Linked DNA regions of Homo sapiens: region 1 is linked to region 2. A link is a contact called in ENCODE Hi-C or POLR2A ChIA-PET data. All regions are on one chromosome and are shown on one strand. Each heading gives the region's core, a stretch centred on a gene start or an enhancer-like site at or near the end of the contact. The rest is flanking DNA. Distances are from core to core; before and after follow the strand shown. Region 1 overlaps NFKB1 (nuclear factor kappa B subunit 1). Region 2 holds the start of SLC39A8 (solute carrier family 39 member 8).

Evidence for each region. Hi-C counts contacts between places; a loop is a spot of excess contacts on that map. ChIA-PET counts read pairs that join two places held with the same protein, here RNA polymerase II (POLR2A). Pooled maps may share reads with other maps.
Region 1: a loop to region 2 is called in a pooled map, with 4 times the contacts of the local background. The contact joins the enhancer-like site here to the promoter of SLC39A8 in region 2. A Hi-C loop is called at or near these places in 1 of 37 single-sample maps with no recorded cell type and 8 of 50 pooled maps. POLR2A ChIA-PET finds 5 or more read pairs at or near these places in 1 of 52 experiments (activated naive CD4-positive, alpha-beta T cell).

Annotation. Positions count from the first base shown.
Region 1 is chr4:102,584,443-102,591,271 of GRCh38, forward strand. It overlaps NFKB1 (nuclear factor kappa B subunit 1), which reads left to right. Exons shown (of 24, transcript NM_003998.4): 11 at 240-378. Among named protein-coding and RNA genes, the nearest start is that of NFKB1-AS1, 85 kb to the left of the region's middle. RefSeq lists an enhancer at 1,848-1,917 and a silencer at 2,418-2,467. Within about 2 kb of position 2,394, at least 4 of the 41 ENCODE cell types and tissues checked have a DNase peak (open chromatin) inside an H3K27ac peak, as active enhancers do.
Region 2 is chr4:102,343,880-102,350,802 of GRCh38, forward strand. SLC39A8 (solute carrier family 39 member 8) reads right to left here and starts at 1,603. Exons shown (of 9, transcript NM_001135146.2): 1 at 1,466-1,603; 2 at 565-1,036. The coding sequence starts at 783. It also overlaps the pseudogene RN7SL728P. RefSeq lists enhancers at 126-185, 2,086-2,135 and a silencer at 656-905.

The sequences.
Region 1 (6,829 bases), core at 1,144-3,643, 240 kb after region 2:
AGCTTCGTAGTACATTAGCATAGCATTGTATTTTGATTTTACAGTAGCAATTTCATAAAAATGTATCGGTATAGAATTCTGAGTTTGGAACTTTCTCCAGGACACGGTGTTTTTTAGTACACTGTGTCTAAACATTGGGTATAAAGAAAAGCATAAGGAATGTGTTTAATGAGTAGCATTACTGCAAAAAAAAAAAAAATGTAGTCCTACACCAACATGTGGTTCTTCGTATCCTGCAGTTTGCCATTGTCTTCAAAACTCCAAAGTATAAAGATATTAATATTACAAAACCAGCCTCTGTGTTTGTCCAGCTTCGGAGGAAATCTGACTTGGAAACTAGTGAACCAAAACCTTTCCTCTACTATCCTGAAATCAAAGGTAAGTCAGTTGTTTAAAATCTTATGCTCATATTTTATTTTATTTTATTTTTGGTTTTTGTTTTGTTTTGTTTTGTTTTGAGACAGAGTCTGACTCTGTTGCCCAGGCTGGAGTGCAATGGTGCAATCATAGCTCACTGCAACTTCGAACTCCTGGCCTCAAACAGTTCTCCTGCCCCAGCATCTCAAATAGCTGGGACTACAGGTGTGCGCCACCATGCCGGGCTAATTTTTTTTTTTTTTTACTTTTAATAGAAATGAGGACTTCCTACATTGTCCAGGCTGGCCTTAAACTCCTGGCCTTAAGCAGTCCTCCGGCCTTGGCCTCCCAAAGTGCTGGGATTACAGGCTTGAGCTGCCATGTCTTGCCATTGTGCTTGTTCTGAGAAGAGGACAAGCTAATTAGAAAAGATCAGTTAGTCACCTCCTTTGAACAGCTTTCTAGTAACAGGTCCCTGGATCCATGGTGCTTATTTTTAGAAGAGACAGTAGTATATTATTTTGAGGTCATGGAATTAGTCTAGCTTTTTAAAATAATGTTATTTCCACCAAGCTTATATGAGATTTAGACATTGAGAATTTGTCTTTGAATTTGAGAATCTAACATTTATTGACTAACTCAGAGTTCAAGCAGCTGAGATGAAAAAATCAGGCTTGCTGTTTAGGAGAATCAGCCAGTTAGTCAACCAGCCTCAGGCGGTGGAACAGAAAACTTGGCCAACATGCACTGTGAAACTATGAAAATGAGTAAGGCATCATTCTTTCTCTCACAAAAGATGCTTTAAGAAAGGGCACTCATAGGTTTCTTAAATAGTTATAATGTAAATTATGATTTTAATAAGTACCGAAAGTGAAGCATCCATAAAAATATAAGAGAATGTTGAAGAGAGAGCCCTTGGTCCCTTTATTCTAAAGCAGCCTCCAAAAAGAAGGCTTCGTCAAGGAGATATCATTTGGCCCTCAGCATTTGGGGTATATTTCAGCAGTTGGGTGTTAAACAGAGAAGGAGAGGGTTCTCTAGGTTTAAGTTACTTGAGGAGCTTAAAGAGAGAGGTAAACACAGCGTTTATGCAGAGGGAAAAAAGTGTTCTGAGCGCTCGGATGGACATGAAGGCCAATGTGGGTAAGGAAGGCCAGGGCCAGGCTAAAGAGGGCTGTGAATGGCAGCTTAAGAATTTTGCATTAATTCTGGAGAGGGATAGCCGGGCCTGCCTAGGTTTGGAATGATGGCTCTGACTTCTTTATGTCACCACTGAGGGTACCATTTAGGAGGCAGATGATGAGTCAGAAGAGTAATGCAAGAATCCAAGTGAGAAACAGTGCAGTTAGTAAAGGTCCTAGTGCCAGGAATGAAAGGAGATGGTGGACTTAAGAGAGAGTGCAGTGATACTGTGATACAGTGATACTGTCAAGAGGGCCTAGAGGTCGGAGGTGTAGGAGAGACGGGGAGTCATAGATGGGTCTAAGACTCCCTGACCAGGAAGCTTGTGATGTGGTTGACTTGATGAAAGGAACAAGGGAGCAAAAGTAGATTTGGGTGGGAAAAGAAGGAGCTCAGAGTAAAACATGTTATATTTTAGGTCCCTGTGGGAAAATCAAGTGTAAGTTCTTAGTAGGCAGATCAAAAGGCAGAACTGGAACTCAAGAGAGGACAGGGTGAGAAATTTAGCATTAGAATCATCTCAAAACGAGATATAACAGGCACCAACTGAGTCATCATTCAAAGGTATTTCTTAACCTAGAGTCCACTGACCCCCAAAGAGTCTGTGGATAGAAATGTACTTTGATATCATCAGCTTCTTTTATAATCCTGTTTTGTATTTTACATACTGAAAACCATGATTCTGAGAAGAGATCCATAGAGTTCACCAGACTGCAGAAGGGGCTGTGGCACAAACAAAATTAGAAACCCCTCAGTTGGAGGGAAGTGAGACTGGGAAGGGAGGTCAGTAAAATGATTGCCACGGGGCACCCAGATCCTTGCTGAGGTTGGAAACCGCAAAGGTGCAGCAGCAACAAGCCACATGGGTGGGTGTTGTCTCCTGTGAGAGCAAGATGTGATAGGTAATCTTTGAAGAGGGCTTTCCTTTCCTAGAATTCGTGCTGCCACAGGAGTGTTTAGAAAACGGTTCTACAAGTTCTTGTTTCTTTTCTGAGGTTGTGGCCTCTCCATTGTTTGGTCAGATTTGTAGTGCACTCTATATCCTGGTGGTTTGAAAACATTGTCAGCACAATAACTTTTCTTTCTTCACATGAGATTTCATACAAAATCCCAGTGTATGGACATGGTAGGCTTTGATTAAAATAGGGGTGAAGGGCCCTGCCAGCTCGGCCTTCCGAGAGGCTGTCCCACCTCTCCTTACTTCCCTATCAGGAGCTGCTGGAGGTCTTTTGAATGCTTCTGCCTACACAAAATGATGTGAAAATCACTGCTTTAATTTAAACACCCTTCTTTAAAAGTAGACACAGAAGAAAAATATGGATAATTTTTTTAGACTTTCTGAGGAAAAAAATAGATTTCTTCTCCAGAAATATGTCTTCAAATAATGCCAGTTTTTGCTAACACAGAGAATCATGAAGAAAGAAAACCCAGGTTACCTGTATGTGTATGAACCTAGAAACATTCAAAGCTCAGCTTGGTATCTAGGCTGCCTGTCTCCCTTTCCCAGTGGTATCTATGCCTCAGAAAAGTATGTTATAGTGGGGGTATATTCAGGTGATTACTTTAATGCCTCGTTATCATAGTAGGAACTATCCAATGCAGGGATTAGAGAATGGGGTCACCTGAAAGTTCAAAATTGCACCTGTATGCTTCATGCACCTACCTTCCAGGCTGTCATTGATGAAAAGCTTCATACAATACAAAGTTTAAGAACTGTCTGGAGAAATACTTACCCATTGAGCTCTGAAGGAAAGAATGGACAACATATATATATATGAGGACAACAAATTACTTGATTCTATAGAAACCTTCTGGATTATAAAAACTCAAGATAATAGGACCAAGGAGAAATAATCTGACCAGGCAATATAACTGGTCAGAAAAGTAGTAGGCCATTTAGCATTAGAGTAAGTAGATAGAAATGGATCCAAACTGTACAACCCAGGGAAACATTGCATACATTTCTCAGAAGTCATTGAACACACTTTTCCTTACCCCCAGTCTCTGTAGTCATTCCCTATCTCATTGCCTAATTTTATGTTCTTCATTATTTTTATCAATATGTAAACCTGTCTTATCTATTTATTTATGGGTCTATTGTCTTCCTACCACCCCGAGTACAAAGAATCTTCTTTAGGTCATAGACTATCTAGAACAGTATAAGTTGCATAGAAAATGCTCATTAAATATCTGTGGACTGACTTATTGATTGACCAGCCAAGCTGCCATCCATCCTCATCTATAAGGCTAGTAATATGTTGGGTATCATCAGGTAAGACATTATACATAAATATAAAGCATCATACAGAACCAGCCCGGAGCTTTGCATCCTCTATGGTCATCAACATTGTACTTCACAAAAAATTATTGGAGATGGTTGGGTCCAGGGGAGACGATCGAAATAATCAAGAGAAGGATGATTGGCAGAGGAGGAAGATAGTTGAGGAACTGCTGTACAAAAGCAAAAAAAAATAAAAAAAAAATAAAAGAGACCATAATGATTTTTCAGTCTGAAAGATGGAGATTAGGGATAAATAATCTTTAAATTATGAAAGGTATGGCCAAGATAAATGCAGTCACCTTTACTGGTAAACTAAAACCTGAAAAGTGAGAATGAGGTACTTTTAAGGCACATGCACAGAAATAGGTAGCAAACACTAGGAGATTATCCATATTTGTGAATTGAACTATTATCTAAAGTCATCAACTGTTATGTAAAGTCATTGATTATTAAAGTCACTGGTTATTATTATACAAAGCTATTTTGGAGTGTTTTCAAAAGAATGACAGCCTAACATAATGAAAACATCACTGCACTTTGAGACTGATCTTGACTCCATTGTGACCTCAGATAAGTCACCTAACCCCTCCTAGCTTCAGTTTCCTCTCCTGCAAAAGGAGAACTTGTAGTAAGTGGCTGCTTTGGTTCCTTCTAAAATAGGTTGATGTTTCATAGTACATCCCATGGTGCCATTGTCAAAAGCAGACCGCAAGGATAAATGATCCCTTGAATATGGAGTGTGAAAGTCTCCATATTCAATTCTGTGGAGATTCAAACAGCAGGTTCTTTTATAAAGCTTATGTGGAATGTTCTGTATCAGTTTCTTGTCATTGGAATCTTACTAGCTGTGTTATAATTAATATTTTGCCCTTAAAATTCCCATTTTACAGTGAAATACAGCCAATAAATATCTCTCTGCTTTAAAAGGTAAAATGAATACATAGAAAATACTAACTAGTCTCTTTGCTGGAATCCATGTCAATAGATAACATTTATTTCTGAAGATAAATAAGTTGCCTGCTTCCCTCTTGTGTTTCATATGTCTGCAGTGAACAGTAATGAGTATAGCTGTAAATTAGTTAAGATAGAACCGATGGGGAAATTATAAATCTGAATCTAAAACATATTTGATAAGTAAGTCAAAGTTTCTCCACTTAAAGGTCATCCCCTTCTAGTGGAAGCATATTTTTCTCAAAATTTGGCAACCTTGGTTTTTTTTTTTTCCTGGGAAGTCTGGAGATGCTCAGCTTTTAAACAACTATTAAAGTGTACTTTGTTACCCTGCTTTCCCCTGCTTCATCTTTCAACTGCAGTTAGATGATCATGAGATAATCAGTAAACAGAGACCTTCTATCTAGCCCTAAGATGACTGAAACAACCACAGAATTAGAAATAATCGAAGTTCTTTCTGAACATAAGCATGACAAAACTGACATTGAAGAATCAGAAATAGAATAATTGTTAAGGGTTCAGCACTAATCAAAAAAAAGAATACCTCATTGACTGTATTTAATTTGAAAAAACGAAATAAAACCTCCTTAACTGCTCCAGCCCAAAAAAAGAGAAGAAAGGTATATGATAGAAAAAGAAGAGAAAGAAAAGGAAACAGAAAGGAGAAACAAGAACACAGTAACACCACATAGGCAGTAACGGAACTCAAAAGGGCATTGGGGCTGGTGAGAAGCACAGATAGCGAGAAACAGAAAGATGAAAACAAAACAAAAAGAAAAGCAATCAGAAGTCTCAGAGGGCATCACTGTATTGTAGTCAAATAGTGGTCTTAGACTTTTAGCCCCAGTATCTCATCAGTCACCAGAGGTTACAGATCCCTTGGTTACTGTTTTTCTGGCATCCACCCCATTTTTATTATCCTGGTGACCACTAAGGAATGGGCCTCCATCACTTATGTCCGCATTGTCTCTGCCTCTCACTTTAACTCTTTAGTATGTCCCACACACACGTAAAAGATGAACTTCCTAAAATACCATCCCCTACACATTATTTCCCTGTTCAAAAACATTCAGCAGCTTTCTTGCCTGTAAGTTCATTCTCCGGGTGCTCCGCAGTGTTGTCCCAAACAGTTCCATTTCTCAGGAATTCCTTATACAGTCATAGCTTGTTTCTTTATATTTTGCAAATACTGTGATTTTTACAAATTGAAGGTTTGTGGCAATAGTGTCAAGAAAGTCTATTGGTGCCATTTTTCCCACAGCATGTACTCACTTTATGTCTCTGTGTCACATTTTGGTAATTCTCTCAATACTCGAAACTTTTCCATGATTATTATATCCATTATGGTGATCTGTGAACAGTGATCTTTGATGTTTTGGGGGTACCACAAGAAGTGTCCATGTAAGATGACAAACTTAATCGATAAATGTTCTGTGTGTTCTGACTGCTCTACTGACTGGCAATTCCTCCATCTCTCTCCCTCTCCTCAGGCTTCCCTATTCCCTATCACACAACCATATGGAAATTAGGCCAATTAATAACCTTACAGTGGCCTCCAAGTGTTCAAGTGAAAGGAAAAGTCACACCTCTCACTTGAAATCAAAAGCCAAAAATGATTAAGCTTAGTGAGGAAGGCATGTCAAAAGCTGAGATAAGCCCAAAGCTAGGCCTCTTGTGCCAGTTAGCCAAGGTTTTAGTGGTCTGAGTAGAAGATTAAACCAGCCACAACATTCCCTTTTACCAAAGCCTAATCCAGAGAAAGGCCTTAACTCTCTTCAATTCTATGATGGCTTAGAGAGGTGAGGAGGCTGCAGAAAAAAAGTTGGAAGCTAGCAGAGGTTGGTTCATGAGGTTTAAAAAAGAAGCCATCTCGATAACGTAAAAGTGCAAGGTGAAGCAACAAATGCTAACAGAGAAGCTGCAGCAAGTTATCCAGGAGATCTAGTTCAGAAAATTGATGAAGGTGGCCACACCAAACAGATTTTCAGTGTACAAGAAACAACCTTCCATTGGAAGAAGATGCCATCTAGGACTTTCATAACTAGAGAGAAGATGTAG
Region 2 (6,923 bases), core at 353-2,852:
ACCACCATCTGGATGACCAAATTAGAATCTTAGTCTCAAGGCCGCCCCTGTTTCAGCCCTGAATGCCTCATGTAATGTACACAGGAGCCAGAACTACATTATATCTCGTTTTCAAATAGCACTGGTTACGCACCGGGCAACTGTTAACCAGGGTGGCATGTGATAATCTTCCTTGCTAACCTTGTAGGAAGTGTGCGAGCCGTTATCTTTCTGGCAAGATTTAAGTAACTCATTCCTATCTAAAAAGCATCTGTTAAAGTGGCGTCACACCCTCAACTACTTCATAAAGTTTTCTATAAAATGTTAAAATCACCAGAGTCGGACCTCTCAGTTCATCAGGCGTAAAACTGCAGTTTCCGGCTGCCAAATCCCTTAACAACGTTAACCTTTTAATCCTTCAGCCTCGTCTAGTGAAAAGCAAGTGTCACCAGATACCGCCTTCTACTTGAGAAATATAACAAGATTCTTTCTCCTGCACTTTTCCCAAATAAAAACGGCTCATATACAAAGTGAAGTCTAGGGACACCCACAGTACGGAGGGCTGCCCGGACCTGGCGGCCTTACCTGGTTGAAGTGCAGCTGGCCAGGCTCCGGGACGCCCACGCGGGAGGCGGCTCCCATCTGCTCCAGCAAGTGCTGGAGCTGCGCCGCCGACAGGCTCAGATTCGCGCCGAACACGCTCAGCACATCCTCGCTGAAGGCTAGCCCTGGCCCCTCCGCCACTCCTCCGAGGCCGGCGGCCGCCAGCAACAGGAGCCCGGCCACCGCGCGACCCGGGGCCATCCTGGCCTGGGCTTCCCCTTGAGGGCCCGCGACGGGCTGCCGCGCAGAGGGACGCGCGCGGGCGCACTGGCGTCCTTGCCCAAGGGCGGGAGCGTCAGTGCTCGGCGCTGCTCCGAGTCAGAGGTGGCGCGGGACGCCCCTGGTTCTCCGACGCCTTCGAAAGAACAGCAGCTCGCGACCTGCGGGGCATTGAAGTGGCAGCGTAGCCGAGGGGAGCGATAGGCGGAGTGGGCCCCCCGGCCTCCTGGAGAGCCTGAGATAAAGAGGACAAAGGGGGACAGAGATAAAGGCCACCAGGGCACCAGCCGGCAGGCTCCAGAAACGCTGCGTGGCAGTAGCCCTCAAACGCCCGGCCGGGCATGGGGCCAGACGCCCCGGATCCGGGTTTGCAAACGCCCCAGGATTTGCGTACATATGCTCCTCCCGGATATAAAGCCCCAAACCACGCCACTTCTTAGGAAAAACTAAAACCACACTAACTGTAGAACTCCACCTCCTCTTCCTGTCTTTCTGCTTTATTCTCTCCGCCGCAAACTTAGAAGTGAGACGTGCAGTCCCCAAGGAGCTGCAGAAAAGGGCTCTTCCGGAGTCCTGGGGATTGCGCGTTTAAAGGGGACCCTCCCTCTCCCCGGATCTTCTCTGAGCTTGGCAAGTTAATCGGAAGCACTCGCTGGCCTCTCACCTCTCCTATCTGTTTGTTTGTCTGTCTCTGCGTCTTTCTCTCTGCGTGTCAACGTAAGACTCGGTCTCTGGATCTCTCTCTCTTTCTGTCTCCCGCCCCCACAACCTCTGTATCTCTGACAGGTCCGCGGTGAAACTCCGCGATCCGCTCCGGCGCTCTTTACAAATAAGGGGAGGAGGGCCCTGTCCCCGCCTCCGTAGCACGTGGTGACCCATTTCCCCAGCCTGAACTCCCGCGCGCGTCCACGCCGGGGCGCAGGACCGCCGGCCTTCCCTCCGCGGGCGCTGCTCATTCCCAGCATCAGCCATGCCCTCTTCCCCACCCTCACTCCTGAGGGTTACCTGATGCCACCTCCGTGTCGGGGTCCCTAACTCCTCTCTGGTCTCGGGGACGCATGCATCTTTTCGTGATCTTGATGAAACCAACTTGCTGAAATGGAGCCTGGAGACCCTTGCATTGTCTACATAATTAACAGGAATTGCTTTTTTTTCTCACTTCTTAAAATCAGAGGAGAAAGAGGAAATCCAATGGTAGCGGTGGCGGGCTAGCTGAGCCAGCACTGCCCAAGCCGGCCCTTCCTGGCGGGATATCCGCAGATCAGAGGAATGTTTATTTGTTCATATGGGAGCTCAAGAAAAGCTGACTTAGGTGTGATGTCAACAGGTTTGTGTAAAGTGAGTGTGGTGTTTGAGGCAAAGTTTGTATCTGGTGGATATAGTGGTTCAAGTGTAAAGTGAAACCATGCTTCACTGTTAGATGGCTGTGAAAGGAAAATAAATCTTGAGACTTCAAAATCACCAAGCTAAAGGGAAACATCAAGAAGGGACCAGCTTAGGGCAAACCTGCCTGCCATTCTATTCAAATTCATCCCTCTGAGGCTCACCTGAGACAAATGCATATCTGATTGCTTTCTCTTCTCCATCGTTTATGCAAAAAATGCAGATTCACTGGGCCAGACTAAACTGTCTATTGAGTGGAAGGCTGATCATGGCCTCAAAAGAATGCAACCTTTTGTCTCTTGTCTATTATACTTCTAACCTGGAAGCCCCCACTTCCAATTGTCTCACCTTACTGGACTGAACCAATGTACATCTTACACATATTGATTGATGTCTCATGTCTCTCTAAAATATATAAAAGCAAACTGTACCCCCGACCACCTTGGGCACATGTCTCAGGACTTCCTGAGGCTGTGTCAGGGGCACATCCTTAACCTTGCCAAAATAAACTTTCTAAATTGACTGAGACCTGTCTCAGACATTTTGCATTCACGTGACTAAGGACAATAAAAAGAATACAAGATGCCGTTCTTGCCTTTCATCAGGAGAATGCACAGCCTCCTAAAATAGCACATTTTAAAGAGACATTAAGTCTAGACAAAGGGGAAAAGATGGGGAAAGGGAAAAAATCTTAATCTTAGAAGAGGAACCTAAAGACATAACTGCAGAAGAAAGAGACAGGTAGAGAACATTCCCAGAGGCTAAGGATCTAGGCAGACGAAGCTGAAGGATTGTCATATGGAAGAAGGTTTAACTATATTATATCTAACTTCAGAGGACAGAAGGCAGCAGTCATGGGGCAAAGTCACCCAGAGGAAGGTTTCTGTGGAATTATAAGGCATGGCTGCCTTGGAAGATAGTGATTTCTCCATGATCAAAAGTGATTCAAATCAACAGATCCTGGGTGACCGCCTTTAGTAGGTGGTAGGAGGATTCATGCCTGAAGGGAGATGAACTAAATGATCTTAATACTGTGCTCTTTCCAATTATAAAATCTACGTATTTGTTAATAATAATTTACAGAATTATGTTGATGCTAAAAGGGCAAATATTTCATCTAAGGGCCAGAAGTAAGTTAATATCACAGTTGTCCTCTTAAATCACTCAGCTCGTGGGACTCTTCAAGCCTTTCATTGGATTTTAAAATATAGTTTGTTGCCTATTTTTCCTTTGGACCTCCGTGATGCAAAATGATTTTTGGAAATTAATGAATGCTCTAAATGGCTAATCTATACCCAGCAAGTTGTTTATTTCCAGCTTTTCTAAAACTAAATTTGTCCATAAAGTGTTAGATTTTAACAAATATAAAAGGTTTTTAAAAATACAAATCTTGGCTGGGCACTGTGGCTCACGCCTGTAATCTCAGCACTTTGGGAGAATAAGGTGGGCAGATAGCTTGAGATCAGGAGTTCAGACCAACCTGGCCAACATGTAAAAACCCTGTGTCTACTAAAAGTACAAAAATTAGCCAGGCATGGTGGCGCACGCTTGTAATCCTTGCTACTCGGGAGGCTGAGGCATGAAAATCGCTTGAACCTAGGAGACAGAGGTTGCAGTGAGCCAAGATCAGGACACTGCACTCCAACCTGGGTGACAGAGTGAGACTCTGCCTCAAAAAAGAAAATAATACAAATACAAATACAAATCTTACATTGTGGGATTTTTAGAATATATAATTTATCTATTTATCAGTCATTCATGTCTATGCACATACATTTCGCCAGCCCATCAAGTCCACAAAATAAGAAACAGTAAAATAAATGACCAACCTGCATGCCAACTTTACTAAGCCCAGTTAACATAATGCAATTAAGAGAAAGTGTTCAGAAAATTTCAGGTTACTAACTACCAAATAGGTAAGGCTAATTTCTAGATCATCCAGTCTAATAAACTATAATCACCAAAGAACTACAGGTTAGGCATCTCTAATTCAAAAATTCCAAATCCAAAATACTGCAAAATATGAAACTTTTTGAGTGCTGAAATGACACCAATGGAAAATTCTACACCTGACCTCATTTGACAGGTGCACAAAATTATTGGAAATATTATATAGAATTACTTTCAGCCTATGTTTATAGGGTGTATATGAAACATAAATGAATTTTGTGTTTAGACTTGGGTCCCATCCCCAAAATATCTCATTTTATATATATGTAAATATTCAGAAATCTTTAATAATCCAAATTTGAAACACTTCTGGTCCCAAGCATTTCAAATCAACTCATAACCAAATAATGTTTCATTTATTTATTTATTTATTTTTTAAGAGGCAGGATCTCACTATGTTGCTCAAGCTAGGACGCAGTGGCTATTCACAGGCACAATCCAACTATTGACCACCACGGAGTTTTGACCTACTCCATTCAGACCTGAGCCAGTTCACACCTCCTCAGACAACCTGGTGGTCCCCAGTCACCACCACCCCACATCTGAAGGTCATCATATTGATGCCAAACTTAGTGACTGGCACAGCCCACTACATCCCAGAGCTCCTGGGCTCGAGTGATCCTCCCACCTCAGCCTCCTCAACAGCTGGGATTACAGGCCTGTGCCACTGCACCTAGCCAGATAAATTTTAGGGTCCAAATTCTATAAGTCATATTATTACAAAAGAAAAACACTTCCCATTTAAAATATAATGTATAATGTATAAAATATATTTTTCTTAGAAATTTGCCTTAAAGGTCGAATACTTTTAAATGATAATGAGGGTAGCATGCCAAGTACACTGGCCAGGATGTTGAAAAATGTCACGTTTCTGACTCAGGCACTTGGGAAACCTGGGAAACTCATTTGACCTCACCAGGATGAATTCCCTTGTCTGTAAAACAAGATAATTGGGACAGAAGAATATCAAGTCTCCATTCCAGCCTTTTTATTTCTAAGTGTCTAATTTGGAAGTCACTTATCAGAACAAAACATGAAACCCCTAAAAAAGAAATAAGACTTCACTTCCCCAAGTGAAAGGACAGTTAACTTCAAATCTTACTTTCTCTAATGATTTCAGTTTTTTCTCAGTTCAGATCTTTTGTGACTATCGCAAATATAAAGCAAACTGGCCTCTTGTAAACATTTTCATGCATGCATTTTCTCTGTGGAAGGACTAATAAGGAAATCTAAAAGATGACACACCCCTTTCTCTTCTTCCCTTCTCTTCCTTGCCATCCAGCCTGGAAGTCGTTAGGTGGAGTATAGCAGTGTCTGTGTGGAGGGGAGCCATAGTGGCCCAAAGAGGGGTGTTGGAGCTTGAACAAGAAAAAAAGGATATCTAAGTAGGAGAGAACATAGCATGGACAGTAGGAGCCCAAGCAGGGTCCTGAAGGTGTCCAGATTTGGGAAGAGACATGGGAAATCAGAGCTGCATCACTAATGGGATAAGGGTGTATGTGTGTGCACAAGCACTGACTATCAAACCCAAGTATGATCAGCAGAGCATCCTTCCCAGCATGATCTGTCAGAGCCCAAGCTGGAAGAGTAGGGTGCCCACCAAAGTAGTGGCCAGGTGTTGGGTGCCAGAGACTGAGCACAGCTAGGAAGCATCCATGGATCTAGGGGAGAGAGAAAGAGTCAGCCAGTGTGGAGAGTCAGAGCCTGAGAAGGTGATGAAGGCAGTCAGGCCTGAGGTGGTCATAACAGAATGTCAGAGATGGGCAAGGGGGAGGAAGGTGACCCTGAAGAGCAGTAGCATGAGGTATCGGAGTCTGTGCAGTGAGGATGGCAGCCTGGCACGGTGTGTCAGAACCCAAAGAGGATAAGGAAGGAATCAGTGGGGAAGAGGATGGCAGCAGAAATACATTAGTTATACATAAGGGGATTCATTAAATAAGTAAATATATTAGATTATAATAGCCAGTTTTCTCGTTATCACAGAAGGGAGTTGCAAATATGGAGAGGGAGAAAACTAGAATGAACGAACCCTCTGGTCTTAGGTTGGAATTGGAGAGATCAGTATCAATTCATGGTTTGCGGTGTAGAAACAGATATATATATATATATATATATATATATATATATAGAGAGAGAGAGAGAGAGAGAGAGAGAGAGAGAGAGAGAGAGAGAGAGAGAGAGAGTTATGAATAATTACCAGCTCTGTCCACTGACAGGGTCTGAGAACAATGACACTAATAGCAAAGAGCATAACTAGGGCACTGAGCTTGGCTTCTAAATATTACTATCCTCTACTAAACAGAACCAGAGCCCCTTAGAAAAAGGGCTGATTCCAGAAGCAGACAAAGAACAGGATGAACCTGGAATATCACCTTGTGCTTGAAAGCAAGGGAATGGTCCAAAAATGCAGAAATGCATGTTACATTATTCCAGGATAACATGAGATTAGCAACTTACTCTAAAATGGATCAGAAGGAATAAAAGTATTTTTACTGTGCTGGCCACTTTTCTGTAAGTACCTCATAATTTTAAAATTTAAACATTGAATACTAATGAGGAAAGGAGAACGTTCCTGCAACAAATTACATTAAAATTAAATCTAAAATTTTACAAAAAGTATAATTTTCTGTGAAATTAATTTACTCACTAATACATATTTTTAGCGTTTGCATCACAGTCCATTGTGTCTGGAATACAAGAATGAGAAGATACTCCTTCTTTTACTCTTAAGTAGCTTGTAGTTACAGGTTGGAGGAAGGTGAAAGATGGTTGCTGTAATGAAGACTTTT